Linked DNA regions of Mus musculus: region 1 is linked to region 2. Evidence: chromatin loops called from intact Hi-C (ENCODE). Cell type or tissue: left cerebral cortex. All regions are shown on one strand. Links, peaks and the distances in the headings refer to the core of each region. The heading gives the core; the rest is flanking DNA.

The links. Peaks named below come from ENCODE experiments on the same cell type or tissue, not always from the same donor. Only the 100,000 strongest peaks of a DNase experiment are listed, where the experiment ranks them.
Region 1: it touches region 2 in a loop (2.8-fold over the local background); 4 of 42 quality-filtered maps call a loop at or near these places.

What each region holds. Positions count from the first base shown.
Region 1 is chr7:122,552,142-122,560,662 of GRCm38, reverse strand. All of the region lies in intron 9 of Prkcb (protein kinase C, beta), which reads right to left. Among named protein-coding and RNA genes, the nearest start is that of Cacng3, 120 kb to the left of the region's middle. In left cerebral cortex, for the core only: no CTCF peak of the experiment used is centred there; DNase peaks (open chromatin) are centred at 2,661, 3,666, 3,835 and 8,019.
Region 2 is chr7:122,471,031-122,479,551 of GRCm38, reverse strand. The region is part of intron 5 of Prkcb (protein kinase C, beta); the gene reads right to left. Among named protein-coding and RNA genes, the nearest start is that of Gm51497, 180 kb to the right of the region's middle. In left cerebral cortex, for the core only: CTCF peaks have their summits at 2,241, 3,716 (motif pointing right) and 4,311 (motif pointing left); DNase peaks (open chromatin) are centred at 1,106, 1,541 and 2,251; H3K27ac peaks cover 443 bases.

The DNA.
Region 1 (8,521 bases), core at 439-8,438, 81 kb before region 2:
TTCTTATGCAAGGCTTCTGCAGATGAAAAAAGTCTCTTAGCTGAGCATGGTGGTGAACGGTACTCGTGAGGCTGAAGCAGGACGAGTTCCACAAATTAAAGGTCAGCCTGAGTCACAAAATGAGACCCTGTCTTAAAGCAGATAAAATTTCTTTATAAAATAAAAATAAATATAAATCTCTTTAATAAAGCATGGGTCTGTGACAGAAATGAGCTGGTTTTCATGCCAGGGGTCAAGGTAGCAGGTGCATCCAGAATTCAACATTTTTATTTCATTATTACTTTTATCGAGTGTGCAATATTTATGTGTGTGCAGATACACATGAACATGTATGTGGAGGCCAGAGGACTGTCTGGGGAGTTAATTCGCAGGAACTGTCCGTTTTCGTTAGTTGGCTTTAGAAGAACACACGTCATCCTTATTTGGCAGGCCTGCTTATATAGACGTCCATGTGAGGAAACATGGAAGGGCTGTGGCACACTGTGTGAGCTCCTCTGGAGGCTACACGGTGACTGTCAGTATCACCACAGTGTCCTCTCTGCAGAAAGTCCAGCTGATGTTCTCTGTGAGATGCTTGCTTTCTACATTTTTTTAAACTTTGTTTTGCTTTATTTTTGAGACACAGTCTCTCTCTATCTCCAGTCCTGGCCAGTCTCAAACTTGTGATCCTTCTGCCTCAGTCTCCAGAATGCTGGAATTATAGACAAAGTCTCACCATGTAGCCCTTGCTGGTCTGAAACTCAATGTGTGGTCAGGATGACCTTAAAATAAATCGTAGAGATCTGCTTGCCTCTGCCTCCTGAATGCTAGAATTAAAGGGCATACTGGTACCTTTTTGTTTTTTGAGACAGGATCTCTGACTGGTCTAGCTCACCAGGGATCCACCTGTCCCTACTTTCCATCTCTCAGATTACAAGTGTACTTCCCCAGACCCAGATTTTTGCCTGATTGCTAGACATGGAACTCGCGTAGTTGAGTTTACAAGGCAAGCACTTTTAGCGACTGCTATCTGTGCAGCCTCTAAACCTTTTTAAACGATGCTGTGATGTCATGCTTTAGGTTTAATCTAGCTGAATTTTTACCCTCTAGACAGACAAAGCTAGAAAATGTGAAGGAAGTTTAGAACTGAGGTCCTTGCTGCCTGGTCATATCTGGCTCCTGCAAATTCATTAAACAAAGGCCACTGTAGAATGGGAGAGACAGCTTCCACTGGCGGTAAGAAAAAGGTAGAGAATGAACAAGAAGACTTAAACCTGAGACTGTTGCCTGTGTTCCTCATGAGGATGCTTGATTGGGTCTAATATGAAAGGCTTAACTGAGTTACAGTAGAAATATATATAAGTATTATCTCTACCCTCGAGGCTACATCACCTCTCATTACTGACATTATTAGGAATGCACGGGTCGGTAATAGTTACTGAAGGTTTCTTTTGAGCTAAAAATAAATGTTAGTTAACTTGGAAGACCTTACACTAAGGGAAACAAGCCAGACACAGAAGGACAAAAACTACAGGCTCTTACAGGGAGTCTAAACATCCTCAAACTACAAAGGAGCTGAGAGAGGTTCTTTGGCGAATGGGGGCAGGGGGAGGGTACGGGCAGTGGGGGGATGGGGAGACGCTTACAACTTCAGTTATAAGGTTTGAGAGATTTAATGTATGCCACATACAAAGTCCTGGAATGTGTTCTTGAAATTTGCTAAGAGAAGCCTTAAGTGTTCTTCTAAGAAAGAAAGAAAAAGAAGGAAACAGAAAGGACTGAGAGTAGAGATGCCTAATAAATAAATAAACTTTGCAACATGTCTGGCTTAGTTATTTCTTTGAGTTGTATGTTAAGCCTGACAAAAGCTAGACGGTTAAAATAGAAGCAGGTTTAATTTGACCGTTTTGTAGATGGTTCTCAGGAAAACAAGCCAGTAATTGATGCCTTTTACCAAAAGACAATGAGACGAAACCCTTAAGGGTCTGTCATTCATTTAAACAATTAGGTGGCACAAAGAAAGCCTGTTTCTTTATAATCAGATCTGCCTTGTTAGCCTAAAACGGCTGTGTTGTTGACATGACAGACCACTGCTGCTGGAGCCTGCTGCTTCTCTGGGGCAGGAGTGGATCACACTGAGTACCATGGATGCTGTGAGGGTCACTGGGTTTCACTCCACTCCCTCTGCTGCATGACTGCAAGTCTCTCACTGCTGGAGCCCCCTATATCTGTATCCCTAAACTGGAGATAATGATAACCCTACCTCATTAGACCATGCTGCAAATTAAATGAGCAACACCAGAAATATTCACATGCACTCCCAGGGCTCAGAAGTAGAGGACAGATTTCTGCAACAGGGCTTTGCGTGGTCAGTACACAATGCACAGCACAACACTGGGGGAGATGGATGAGGTGAAGCAAGCCACGCCTCCTCTAACCCTATGTATCATCCTCATTTGACTATCTCAAGTATCTCCTCTGGGTATTAGATGGTTGCAGACCTCTGGTTTCTGCTATCATGATTTTTGTAGGAAAAGTTAAAGATGTGAGATTAGAACATCGCTGTGAATCTCTGATGTTGTATGAAGGGATGCATGCATGGCAGGAGAGGAAAAATGGAAGCTCCATAGTTGGACTTGAGAGTCCAATTTTCCTGTTTCTCACACACACACCCCCACCTTTGTGGTGTTAAGCATCAAATCCGTCACTCTTGGCATGCCCGTGCAATTGCCTAACTACAGAGCTACATTCCTAGCCCTTGAGTTTTGTGAGTTTTGTGGCCTTGAACTTGTGATCTCTTGAGATCTGGCTTTTCAGACATGTACCACCATGCCTAGATCATTAAACCCTGTGCAGAGTTTTTGATCATGAGCCCCAGGGCCCTTCAGTAATATGGCCTGATTTAATATGTGGTATTGTCCCTTAAAGAATCAGGCAGTGTGTAAAAGAATATATAGGCCAAAAGGAAAGTCTTCCTTTGATCTGTGGGCCAGAGAGGTTAGTTATTCCTACTCTCTTGTTAGAGCCCTTGTCCACACCAAATACACCCGCTCTCAGAAAGTATGTCCTTATTATTCTGCCTGTATGGCTGTCTCTTCCTCTTGGGCACAGGAAAAGAGATCATTAGATTCTCTTTTCTGGCATTTTAGAGTTCCAGAATAGTCTAGGTTTGGGATTTCAACCCAGAAAAGTCTGAAAGAGGCAGTACTGATGCACAGTCAGGGTGGAGGACAGTACTGAATGGAGAGTGACGGGTGAGTTCCCTTGAGGCAGAGACATAGTTGCTGGGCTCTTGTCAAGAACCCATCTTGCCCTGCCTTTGGGTATCTCAGGATGCACAGCTGTGGAACACATCTCTCCTTTTCCCCACTTCCTTTACTCTCCTCTCCCGACTATCTACCTGCAACAGATGAAGCATTAGAAACTTGAAGTTCCTGATAATTTCCCTCAATGTAATTAATTTTGTTGAGGGAAAAAAAGGACCTTATTCTGTTTTGCAATCCACTATCTTCAGAGGACTGAAGCGTCAAGTCAGTCTGTCAAGCAGAGACCTGGGAAATCGGGGAAAAGTGATTTAGAAAGATGAGCCTGCAAGAATTGCACTGCAGTCAGAATTGCATATGGAAGCTTGGGAGCTGAGGGAAAAGACACCATAATTGGGACAGAACTACAGAGCCGGCAGGAAGCCAAGATCAGACAGCAAAGGTTCCCTGGAAGAGGATTAGGAGGACAGGTAGCAGCGACTCTCAGCTCTCTGTGAGCCATATGATAAAGCAGTTTAACATATGGTAGAGGAAGATAGCAAAGAGGGGGAAGAAAGGGGAGCCCTTTTGTCTGCAGGGTTATATAAGCACGTCTAATGTACATATGCATGTGTGTGTGTGTGTGTGTGTGGATACATGCCACTAATGAGATTAAAATTAGGCTCGACTCCCACAGCTGGGGCTCAAAGACTTTAGGAGAGAAGGTCTTTATTACTGCTCGGAACTAATGCCCCTTTAAATCTCCTCAGGACACTTCCTCCTGACAGAATTCAGAGCTGCACCTGCCTCAAGATGCTGCCTCTGGACTGTTCCCCTGTGTCCACAGAGCACTCTAGAGGAGTGCCTGGCTGCTGAGAGGCTAGTGTGAAAATCGGGACTGCCTTCTTTGACTATGCCTTGAGCAGGACCCATCTTGGGAGCTTGTGAAAGTATTTTAGTGTTTTTAAAACCACAGGGGGAGAAACTCTGGGATGTGGGGTTGAGGTCAATATTCTAAAATGCAATGTTAATGTATTTGTCTTTATACCAATGCAATCATAAGATTCAAGTTTTAGCTCTTTTCCGTGGAAAGAGGAAGAATATGCTTATGCCACTATGAACCTCTGGTAGCCATTTTGGAAATGTTATCTCAAAATGAGGAGTGCTGCAGCTGCCTGCGGTCCTGGTACTCAGGAGGCTGAGACAGGAGGAATCTAAGTTTTAAGGTAGCCTGGAGTATACAGTTCCAGGGTAGCCTGGACTACATGGAGGGACTCTGTGCTGAGGAGGAAGAGGAGGAGGAAGAAAGGAAGGAGGAAGGAGGAAGAGGAAGGAAGGGGGAAGTTTAGGGAGATGTATGTACCCCAAAACAGAGAACACTGTTACAAGAAGCAGCTGGAATCATTAAACCAGATTGCAAGTCCTGATTCACCTCCTCCAAGCCACAAACAGCGTTCCAAGATCACATCTTGGCAAAGTCGCCCAGCCTTCTTTACTTATAATTCCCACACAGATACAAGAGAGTTATCATAAAAACTAACTTGCAGAATTGCACTGCCAATTAATACCACATAGAGCATGGCAGTCCATAGCACAATTCTTCCATGGCAATTAGTATCTGTTTAATGACCGTGAGAGATGATAAGGGAGTGTGAATAGAATGGAGGTGGGAGGGGCGGGGCAGAGGTGGGCGGGGCCAGTAGTGAAGAATGAATGGGAGTCAAGACTGAAGAAGAATCAACTGAGCATAGCTGCTCCTGCTAGAGATGCCTCTGAGATCTGGAGGGTCTCACAGTTCTGAAGCCTGCACAGGAGAGGAGAGGGCATAGGAGAAAAGGCAAGCTCATGGGAACTCAAAGAATCCCACTGATGCACACTCGTTCATGGACGAGTAGGTGATCCGGGGACAGGTGGGGTGACCTCCCAACACTGAGGTCAGCAGTTCACAGTGAAAGGAAGGGAAGAAAACTGGCACTTAGGGGGAAGTGAGAAAGCAAGTGGAGAAATTGTTAACCTATTCAAACACATTGGCACCCAAGACCCTGAGACAAGCCAGAATGTGTGAGTTCAGAATCAAGCCATTATGAGCCCCAAATCAAGGCTGGGGGCATAGCACAATAGTAGGACACTTGCCTAACATGTTCAAGGCCCTAAGTTCTATCCTGTCTTAGAGTTTCTGTTGCTGTGAAGAGACAGTGTGACCATGCAACTCTTACAAAGGATAGCATTTAACAAGGGCTTTGGCTTACAGGTTCAGAGGTTTACTCCATTGCCATCGTGACAGGAATCGTGGCAGCAGGCAGGCAGACATGGTACTGGGGAGGTAGCTGGGTGTTCTGCATTGGACGCCCAGGCAGCAGGAAGAGAGTAACTCTGGGCCTGACTTGAGCTTCTGAACCCTCAAAGCCTACCCCTAGTGAATGCTACATCTAATCCAACAAGGCCACACCTCCCAAGATTGCCATTCCCTGTGAGTCTATGGGGGCCATTTTCATCCAAACTACCACATATCCAAAGAGCCACAAATCATGCATTTCTAAATCAAATTTGACACAGTAAGTGACACTTACAACTGTGACTCTACCAAGTTACTCCAGCCTTTTATCCTGTTACTCCTGTTATCTTTGTCCTGTCACCTTTAAGAAGGGGGTGATAGTAGTAGCATCAGAGAACAACTGGTGCTAATCCAAACAAAGCACTCATAAGGTCCTTGCACATTATAAGATCTCAAAGTGATAAGAACACCACCACTATCAGAATTACTACCATCGTCAGTAGAACATAAATCTATAATGGCAAATGCTTCTGTCTGTTTGGTTCACAAACATTGCTGATATATCAAAAGAATACCTGATATACAGTAGGTACTCAATAAACATCCGTTCCCCACTCTTGTAACCGAATCATTAATTATGGGTGTCAGGGGACACTTATAAAAGCAAACAATTATCTCCCTTGCATCGGCCCTCTGCTCTCAAAAGGATGAGAGGGTGGGTGTGGGGGTACATAACTTTAATCCAAGTATTCAGGAAGCAGAGGCAGAGGCAGAGGCAGAGGCAGATGCAAAGGCAGAGGTAAAGGTAGAGGCCATTAGATCTCTGTGAGTTCAAGACCAGCCTACTCTACATAGTGAGTTCCAGGACAGCCAGGGTTATGTGGAAAGACCCTGTCTCAAACAAACACAAAAAGCATGGCCTCTAAATCTGAGTGGTAGATCTGCAGAGTGATGGACAAATCAAGACAGGTATTTCCAAAGACTGCTAACTGGAGGAGCCTCTTTGTTTTGTTCTTTTTGTTTATTTGTTTGTTTTGGTTTGTTTTTTACTAGATATTTTCTTTATTTCCCTTTCAAAATGTATCCCCTTTCCTGGTTTCCCCTCCATAAACCCCCCTCCCCTCCCCCCTCCCCCTGCTCACCAGCCCACCCACTCCTGCTTCCTGGCCCTGTTATTCCCCTACACTAAGGCATTGAGCCTTCACAGGACCAAGGTCCTCTCCTCCCATTGATGACCAACAAGGCCATCCTCTGCTACATATGCACCTGGAGCCATGGGTCCCTCCATGTGTACTCTTTAGTTGGAGGAGCCTCTTTGCAAAGGACAGAGACAGAGTGACTTACAGTAGAGCAGCAAGTTTCAAAGGAACTACTTGATTCTCTATATCTACCCAATGCAAAAGACAGTAAAGGAAGAACCAGATCCTCGAAAGGATGCTCAAAGAACAGAGGAGCCTTGAGACATGAGCCTCCTCTAATGGAGAAGTTCTGGAGAAAAAAGGAGATTGGGACTTGCCATACCAGAATCATAGTGGAAGACTTCATGTCCTGTGAAATAGAGTCGCCATCGAGCTGCCAAATTATATGTGAGCCTAAGACTTGAAGGCTATTTTCATCAGTTGCATCACTGATACTAGTGTTGACCCTGCCAAAGCTTTAATTAAATACTAGCCAGGGGGATGGACTCTCTTGTCAGATCCATTCCTAGGCTTCCAGAAAATGGTGGTGAGTCTCATTTTTGCAGAGGTTCATACAGGTATACCCATAAGGCTACATATTTCCCAAGAGGTCCAATCAGGACCAAGCATATACCTCAACATACTTCTGTCTGCACACCTCCTGCCTACATCCAATCAGGCGCAAGAGTACATCCTGATGTATTTCCTGCCTACATAATTCCCTCCTACATATCAAGCATATCTGGTGCAGTTTGGGTCAACCAAACTTGTTTAAAGGAGTGAAAGCATGTGGCTTGTTATCTTACATAAACAAGAGCCTGCACTGGCAGTGTCTGTCCTTGGGCAAGGGGCTTACAGGCAAGAGGAATTTTTGTTGTTTGACTCTCTTAGGCATAGTAATTAAAACTTAAAACATAACTTTAGCTCTCACACTGGCCATTGTAGAAGAACAAAATTACCTCTCTCGGCTAGGTTCCCCTAGAACATATTAATATAAACACACAATGGGTGTATCGAATCTGTGATTGCACCTACTGTGTGCTGCTCTGCTGTGAACATTGAGCTGCTGAAATCAGTACCGGCGGCTTCCTTGGACAATAACAGCTAAATTCTGAGTGTTGGAGGGCACCTTCCTGTAGTCTGGGGACATTCAGGCACTGGACTTACTGGGCACTGTTCCAGGAAGCTCCAGCCATAGAGGAGGTTGGTGCTTTCTGCCTTGGGTGCATACCCAGCCACAGTACAGGGTGGAATTGTTTTTAGCAGCTGTGGATGTGATACCTGGATGCCCAGTTTCCCAGCACCCGCTGCTTCTTTCAATTTCATAAGTCACTGATTGCATCCTACTTGATTTATTCCTGGCTTTTGCTGGGCTCAGGGAAGGCAGCTCCAGCACCTGGCATGTCCCATGATTTGAACACAAGGAAATGTCACCAGGAAGAGGCACTCCAGTATTTGTGTTTGTGGGGTGTGAGAAACTTGGAGCTCTAAAGGGAAAAAGTCAGGAGGTCTTTTGGGACACTGTGAAAAATTCCAGCCAGAGCTGAGGAGCAGCCAGGATGTGTGAGAGACCACTTGCTAGCCACCAGAATTATTCTCCCAGATGCCCTTGCTTTGAGGCGTGGTCATGAGACGAAACCTCTCTGATACGGTGTGGGCAGAAGTGAAGTGTGTCAGTTCCAGAACAAAGCAGCTTGAGCCTCCTCCTCCTCCTGTTCCTCCCCCTCCACCCTCTGAATGTAGAGAATAGGTTGGAAGGACTAATGGAGCCATATAAGGCAGAAAGAATTCTATCCCTTACTTATCATATGGCAAGGGTGGGCAGGGCCAGGAACACCCATCCATTA
Region 2 (8,521 bases), core at 318-8,317:
TTTCCCCAACTATAAACAAAGAGAAAAACATATCAGTACTAAAAAGAACTAAGCACTGTGCCTAGTACAGACTGTGCTATATATACATGCTGGTCCCCATATGCATTGAGTCTTGAAAGGACATACATGCTCTCCCCTCACCCCCCTTCAGGTGGGAGTATGCTCTTTGTAAGGCACCTACGACCTCTAGCAACCTAGATCGCTGGTGTGTTCATTAGGGACAGCACAGGGATCAGGGTTCGCTGATCTCAGTAATAAGTCTCTGTAAGTGAGCAGTCTCAGACTGTAAGCATTAGGGATGAGGAAGAGGAAGCTACAGTTGCTAGTCTTTGCACACACTGACCAATCATCTGTAAACACTCAGACCCAGAAGAGAGCTTTGTTGCCCTTTTGAGCCTGGTCCATGTGGGTAAATGGCTTTGCCAATTTTCCATGGGTCCAGTGCCTTGGGGTCCTTGCTGAGGGTTGCCCATGTCAACAACACACTCACTCGGGACTTTGTCCACTCTAGGCTTCCTCTGCTACCTACAGGTTGACAGCTGTCAAGTGTCTGCCTCTACAAAACAAAGAAATAAGCTGAGGCTGGGGGTAGCTCCAGTGGTAAGGGCTTGCCTTGACTCACACAAGGCGCTGAGTTCCAGCCTCAGCACCAGGCAGGGTGGAAAAACGAAGAAAGAAAAATTCAAAGAAAGAAGGGAAAAGATGGCACGGGGTGTCCTTGGAGACAGCTGGATCTTTGATGACTTGTCTTTTTCTACTAACCACAATTTCCTACAGACCAGTTCACTTTTCAATTTGAAAGGCCTCTTAGATTGGGGTTTCTTAAGCTATAGGCAAAGACAGTGGGCTAGACTGGAAGAAGAAACAAAATCAAAGGCTCATTGATCTTCAACCCGGGGAGCAGGCTCTTAGCTCTCATCCCAAATCCCTGCAGAGACTGATTCTCTGAGCTGAGGCAGGCACCCAGCGAGGGTCAGAGAAGGCAGCTGCGTGAGAGCCCAAATCCAGCCATCCCTGGCTGCCTCACGCAGCTCAGAGTGGGAGGAGGAGGCACAGACAATAGCAGTCCGCTACCCAGCCTTCTCACCGCCTTCCCAGCCCTTCTCAAAGCCCAGCAGGCAGCTGATGATAACTCAGGGCATCTGACAGAGCATCGAAAGCTTGCTGTCTCTCCAGTTTCCAATCACCAGGTGTCTGAAAGGGTTACACGAGCAGGCAGCTTCTGCCCTCATTAGGAGCTCTTGGGTGGCCAGAAAAGATGATTGTAAAAGGGGTGTCAGGTTCATGAGCCAGGTGATAAGAAGGGATGGAGAGGCCCCCAGAGTTCAGACCTCCCGACCCTTGCGGAGGAGACTTCTCATTTACAATCCATTTGCATTGCATATTTAACAGGACTCCAGCTTACTCTTGGAGCAATCATTGTCATGCACAGAAGAAATTCTGCCTTCGTGTTCTGCTCGCTTGAATGATCCTGCGGGAGGAGAGCCACAGAGCAGGTCTGCGCAACAGCATCTGCCCTCCAGGAAAACAAGACCTCAATCAGCCCACAGTGATGCAGAAGGCAGCAGACCACACTATTCCGGGGTAGACAACCAACTAAATAAAGCCGTGGTTACATCATGCAGAAGGCCAAACAGAGGGAAAATTCCAAAGGCTTTTCTTTTTTCCAAGAGACTGTGTAAGAACCATCAGACTAATTGTATGCAAGTCTTGTACTATGATTGTCAAACTGCAGCCGAATCACGTAAATGAGCTGTCAGTGGCTTGGTCTGAGCTCTCCGGAAAAAAAGAAGCCTTCTTCCCCAGTTCGCAGAGCAGTCCTCATTTCGGCTTGATTGATATGCACGCACCCAAGCTTGGCAAAGAGTTTTTAATTTTATGGTCCAAAAGCCACAGGGTCTCCACTATCCCTAAAGAATTAAAACACTGTCCAACAGTATAATTAAGTGTTAAGGTCTCTGTATTAAGACAGACAGGAGGTCGAATCCCAGATAACAAGTGCTAGCTCTGTAACCTTGACCAAGTCGTTTAACCTCTGACACCACGCCTGCTCACCAGTGTGTGTGTGTGTGTGTGTGTGTGTGTGTGTGTGTGTGTGTGTGGTGTGTGATTATAGGTAGGGTCTCTTACTCCGAACTCTCACCTAGGGTTCATCAGCCTGGTTAGACTGGCTGGCCTGCAACCCCAGCAATTCTCCTGTCTCTGCCTTCCCAGCAAGGAGATTGCAGGCCTGCAGCACCACGGAGCGGCAGAGCTCAGTTCTCATACCGACGCACAAACATTTTACTTGCCAAGCCTTCTTGCTTCCCCTTACTAAACCTTCTAACTTTCCTGTCCTCATCTATACAATGGGGAAGTGTATTGGCCCCTTGGAGGTTAAACGATACTGCACATGCTCCATGCCTGCTGCTTCTGCCTAGTGGAAAGTCAAGAGACGACGCTGGCTGTCATTGAGGAGAAAAAAAAATCGAATGATAATTACACACCTTCAAGGAGTTGTAGGACCTACCAGAGACTCTTATTGTACTCGGAGAAAAAGAGCAATCTTTATAGCAGATGACGAAGCATTCTGCTGGGCTTTGCTCTCTTGGCTGTACCAGTTAATATAACACAGCGTCCTGCTGTGCCTCGGGCATGCAGGCACACACAGTGGTCCAGGAGCCAAGAGCATCCATGCTGTGGCTTTCCTAGGTGCTGTGCCTCTACCTCCCTCCAGGGAACCACCTGTCTTCCTCCTTCACTTCCTGCAAGCCTTCAATCAAAAGTCCCCATCTTGTAGCTCACTCATCAGACCTCAGCTAAAACTGCAAGTTCTCCTCACCCTCCTTTCCAGATCCGGCTTTCTCTGTGTAGTACTTAACATCTAGTTTTTCAGTCTGTATCTGTGAGACCATTTGGATTCAGGAGTCCCATGGATACTCAAGTCCATGGACACTCAAGTCCTTTATATTAAAAGGCTACAGTGTTTGCATATAATTAATGCATGTTCTCCCATTTATTATACTTAGCAAAAAAAAATTTTTTTAGATTGGGTCCATAGTCCAGGGTGTCCCAGAGCTTACAATCCCCCTGCCTCAGCTTCCTGAGGTCTGGGAATACAGTAGTATGCACCACTATACCCAGCTCAAATCCTCCTCCATACTTTAAGACCATCTCTATATTACTTACACTATCCAGTGCAGTATAGATGCCATGTAACTGCTGGGCTACATTATCTGGACAATAATGTCTAGAAAAGAATCTGCACATGCTCTGTCCAGGTGCAACTTCTCATAAACAGTTTCAGAAAAGGTTGCTTGGGTCTGGATGGGGGACCCAAGGACACCAGAAGGCTGTCTGTATTCTGCTTAGTGCCTCTGCTTTATTCTCTACAACAGAGACCCTCAGTCTATAACATGACCTGACCCACCACCTATGTCAATAAGCAAAGTTCTGTCGGCCACACAAAGCCACACCCATCCCTTCGCACACTGCCTGCAGCTACTGTGGTATTACAATGGCACAGCTGAGTGTCTGTCAGCAACAACAATAACAACAAAACTGACTGTCAAGTTGTGTACTAGAATGTAACTTCCTGTCCTCATGCGGACAGGACAAATTCCCAGGGACTAAGTCAGTGTCCAAGACCGAGAAAATGTTCAGTGAGAACTTTTTAAAAAGATGTATTTATTTAATATATATGAGTGCTCTATCTGCAAATATGCCTGCCTGCCAGAAGAGGGCATCAGATCCCAATATAGATCTGACTGTGAGCCACCAGGGTGGTTGCTGGGAATTGAGCTCAGGGCCTCTGAAAAAGCAGACAGGGCTCTTAACCTCTGAGCCATCTCTGCAGCCCACTCAGTGAGAACTTTTATCCAGTGGCGGAGCTAAACATATTAGCAAATCTGTGCTGTAGATATGTTGGAGAGACAAAGAGAAACACAAACAGGAACAGAGCCAGTCATTAAAACATACAGTGTTTAAGTGCCGGGGGCAGGGGCGGGGGGAGTGTTTACAGAGGGACTCATCCAAAGAGCAGTGATCTTCTGAGTGTTTTCCCATGGGATAGAGTGACATGCCAGTCCCTGATGGAATCTGATGTGCTCAAACTCAGCTAGCTGCAGCTTACACCTGCTGATCAGAAACTCTGGGAGTGACTCTGATGCAAGTCCAAGTTTAAGAAGACTGTTCTGTGGGGTTGGAGAGATAACAGCTCAGTAGTTAAAAAGTGTTGGCTGTTTCTCCAGAAGACCAGTGTTTGGTTCCCAGCACCCACATACAGACTCACAACCATCTGTTACTCCAGTTCCAGAGGATCTAGTGCCCTCTTCTGGCTTCCTCAGGTACTGCATGCACATGGTACACATACACATACACTTAGGCTGGCATAAATTTATAAATTTATGCATCATATGCATAAATTAAAACATGCAATAATAAAATAAATAATATGAATTAATCTTTAAAAATGACTACTCAGGGGTGGAACTAGGGTGGGACAGGGGACATTGCTGGCATCATCAGGTCATAAATACTGGGCTGTGTGTTTTTAAACTCTATTGTTATTTTATGAACCAATAAAAATTGTTTCTACAAATCATACTGAGCAAACAGGTCAGCTCCATTTTGTTCCTAGGAGAGGTTTTGAGTCTATAGCTAAGTTAGGTTTCTGTTCACTATAAAATGTAAATTTCTGTTTCTTGGAGCTGGGCTGCGCCTTACCCCAGTCATAGAGTGAACCAGAGACCAAGCCCTTGGAGGTACGTGCTCTTAGAAATGTTCCATTCCATTGTTTCGCGACCCATTTTCCTCAACTGCCCGGTCTCACTCCTGTAATCATACCTACATGCAAATCCCCACCCTATGGTTTTGCCCTATGAAAAGGACTTAAGAAATTGGCTCAGGGCTGGTGTCACAGGGACACCATAGGAAAGATAGTCACCATTTTGGCTCTTTATATGTACACAAATAATCTGTGTACATTGCTTTAATCTGGCCATCATTTGGATTGGTGAATTTCTTCCTTACATCTGTTAGATTAACAATACCTTTACTGTATTTCAGAGCCTCTGACATCTTGAGACCTTGCTGGTACTGGAGAAACTGCCCTTTCCAGGGCTTGTCATTCCTATAATAAAATACTGACCTGAAAATGCATACCCTTCCTATGAAAATCAAGCCATCTAAACACCACCACCACCACCCAGTTGAGGGACAATCTCTATACTCCAATGTCATAATGCAGTCTGAGGATGGAGTTGTGTGAGATTTCTGAGCACTTGTAAGAAAACTCAAAGAACACAAGACCTGAGTCTTGTGACCTCGGGCTCTTCAAAACACAGAATTTTTCCTGGCACATGTTTTCATGTTCCTCCAGGTGTGGCAGTTAGGAGTGAGTTTACTTCAGCTGTTATGATTGCCTGCACGGGACAATGTGTTTGTGCCATGTGCAGCCTATCCTTGGGGCTGTGTACTTTACTTTTTAACCCTCGGAATATGAATTGTTTATTGCTCTGAATAAAGTTAGCTGTTGCATGAGACAGTCTGCCTCATTTTCAGGTCCTGCTCTCCCAGATTCATGCTGTCTGTAGTTCAGCTCACTGAAATGATTCACTCCAGCCAATCTTAACCCTATTTCTCTGACCTCACCTATTTCCTTCCACAAAAACCATCCTATAGACTCATACCCATGTGTGTGTGTGTGTGTGTGTGTGTGTGTGTGTGTGTGTTGTGATTTATAAGAGCTAGTTTTACACAGTGGGCTTCAGTCTGTAAAAGCTGATCTAGAATGTGGAAGGTGGTCATCTCTCTGTCCTAGGTAAAATCTGAACTGCTTTCTTTTGATCTGGGCTTCATGTTTGGTAGCTAGAGTGTTCTCTGGAAAGAGCGCTGGCTCAGTATGTGGGCAAGGACACTTGGCTGCTCAGGAGTGTTTGAAGTTGTAGGCTAGGGACGGACTAAGCTGAAGGAACTGAGATGCCTCATGTGGGAAGTAGGAGATCCCAAGTCACTATACGCTGTCCTGGATAGGCTAAGGAACGGAGCTAGCAAACACTTCAGGAAAGTATCCTGAATGTCTACTTAGCCACTTGCTTTCCTGGGTTCCTTGGTTTTCTGGGTTCCTGGGTTTCACTGGTTGACTTTGGCTATAGTTTTTTCTCCAATACCCTCCTCCAGACTACCCTACCCTCAGTACATTCAACTTCTACTGTATCCCCACCTCCACCCCGTTCCATTGACTCAGAGTGGCTCTTGGCTCTGAACTGTCCCAGGGTCTTCCAAGGTTCATCACCCAAGGTGGTAAGGTGTTTCCCAGGATATACTGTCTCCTGTGAGCATCACTTAATTTTAACATAAAAACCTTTTTCTCTGGATACTATTGTGAAGCTGGGACAAGTCCCTGCTAGTGTTCTCTCTGTCTCTCTGTGTATCTTTCTGTCTCTCTCTGTTTCTATGTCTCTCTGTGTGTCTCTCTCTATGTCTCTGTGTGTATATCTCTGTCTCTATGTCTCTGTGTGTCTCTGTCTCTCTCTCCTTCCTCTTCTCTCTTCCTCCTCCTCCTCCCACTTCTCCTCTTCTTCTCCCTCTCCCTTCCTCCCTCCTTCTCTCTCTTGATGTTCTCAGTTCTCGAAGGCTAAGATGTCTGAGAGCACCCAGGGAAGTGGGCAGGGGAGTGGCTGAGGACTCAAGTCCTGGAGTCATGTCTGACTCCTGGGTCTTGTATGCTAGATGGGCCACTTGACAGCTTCGTGACTCTGAACGAGGGGCTGAACTCGCCACACCACAATCATTGTGCCTGACAACTGAGTGGTCATCCTCAGAGATGTGAGGTGAGGTGGGGATTCGGTGAGACGGTCTCCTTAAAGCACCTGATATTTAGTAAGGGCCAGGAAATGGTGGCCAAATGCACCACCAGGTCGGTGTTTGAAGCAATCGGCGTAGACTGTCTCTTTGAATGTCTCTGCTCCCTAGATCTCAGCTCTCAGGTCAGGCAGAGAGAGCACTGCAGCCAGGAACAGTCGCCTAGTGTCTCACTTTCTCAAAGACTTGGCTGCAAGGTTGTAAGCTCTCCAACTATGCCAAAAAGATCGGTGCAGAAACAAGCAAGCACTACCATTTCCTCAGGGTGTGGCTCCACCTCAGCCTTTCTCTGCTGGGCCCCCAGGGACCTGGACTTCTGGCTCAGGGGAGCACAATCAGATCAGCCAGGCTGAAGAGGGAATTAAAAGGTCACTGGACAGAAGATTTAGTTAACAGAAGAGTCAGTCAGGAAGGGCCCAAGGAGATGGGTCGGTGTGGGAGTGCTTACCATGCAAGCTTGAGTCCAGATCCCGGGCCCCCGAGTGAAACCTGGAACAGTAGAGCTCTAACCCATGGTGAGTGGGTGGGGCAGATCCTGAGAACTTGCTGGAATGTTCCAGGTTCCGTGAGAAAAGGCATCCTCCACCTAACTATTTCTCAGTCCAGGGATTTACCCAGCCTCCTGGCCAGGACTCGACCCATAGAAGACATCATTTTGCAGAAGGACGGGCTGATGTGAAGATGAGGAACCCTTTCTACCTTACAGTCCTGCAAACATTGGCTCTCCCTCTCCTCCCTCTCCCTGTTTTCCTCGTCTCTAAAATGGAGTGGATGTTAATAACTACCTCAAAAGGTTACCATACATGGGAAAAGTGCATGACCAACACCAACACCGAGCGACCTGGCGTTGTCGTCAGCAAATGCTGGAGGAGACAGAGTGAACCCACCCAGACCTAAGGCCATTCTAAAGTTGGAACCACCCCTTCGTCCCCACAGTTCCTAAGGCAGCCTGGCAGAACTGTCATGGTAGACGAGCATGCAGCAAGCATTAGCCATGGCTCCCCCCAGCCCTCTAGCCCACTCCCATCCTGCCTCCTGCAGAGAGCTTCCTGGACTGTCTCCACTGCAGTGCTCTCTTCCTATCTCTTTAATAGTCCAGGATCCCACCCCAGCCACACCACAGCACCGGGCAAAGCTGGGCACTGCATCACTAGGCTTAGCCACACCCACTCCAAACAGTTTCTGTAACAATTCTTCTCCTGGCCTCTGCCTCTGTTGTTCCCCCTGCCTGTCATGTTCTTTTCTGGAAACTGCAACAAGCTCTCTTCCAAGCTTGCCACTGTAGTCTCAGACAAATGCCACCATCTCCGCTAGTGACAGGCAGGCCACGGATCACACTCCTTTACTTCCTCACAGGCTGTCTTAGGGACATGTCTTGTTTATTTTGTGTTCATCTCTCATCATTGAGAAAAATGAAGGCGTCGTGAATGTGCCTGCAGTCTTTTGCAGGAGAGCAGGGGAGGAACACAGGAGGCACCCGGCAAATATTTGCTCGTGAGAGATCTAGCTTTCAAACCGAAGCCTGCCCCTAAAGCCCAGACTCGAAACCACAATGCTTCAGCAACCCATCCATGAGAAAAGCCAGCCAGAAGCAGGAGCCTGGCCAGCTCTTTTGGACAGATGCGAGTTCCCTGCGGGAGGTAGAGACGCGGGCTAAGGGTAGAAGGCCCTGGTGATC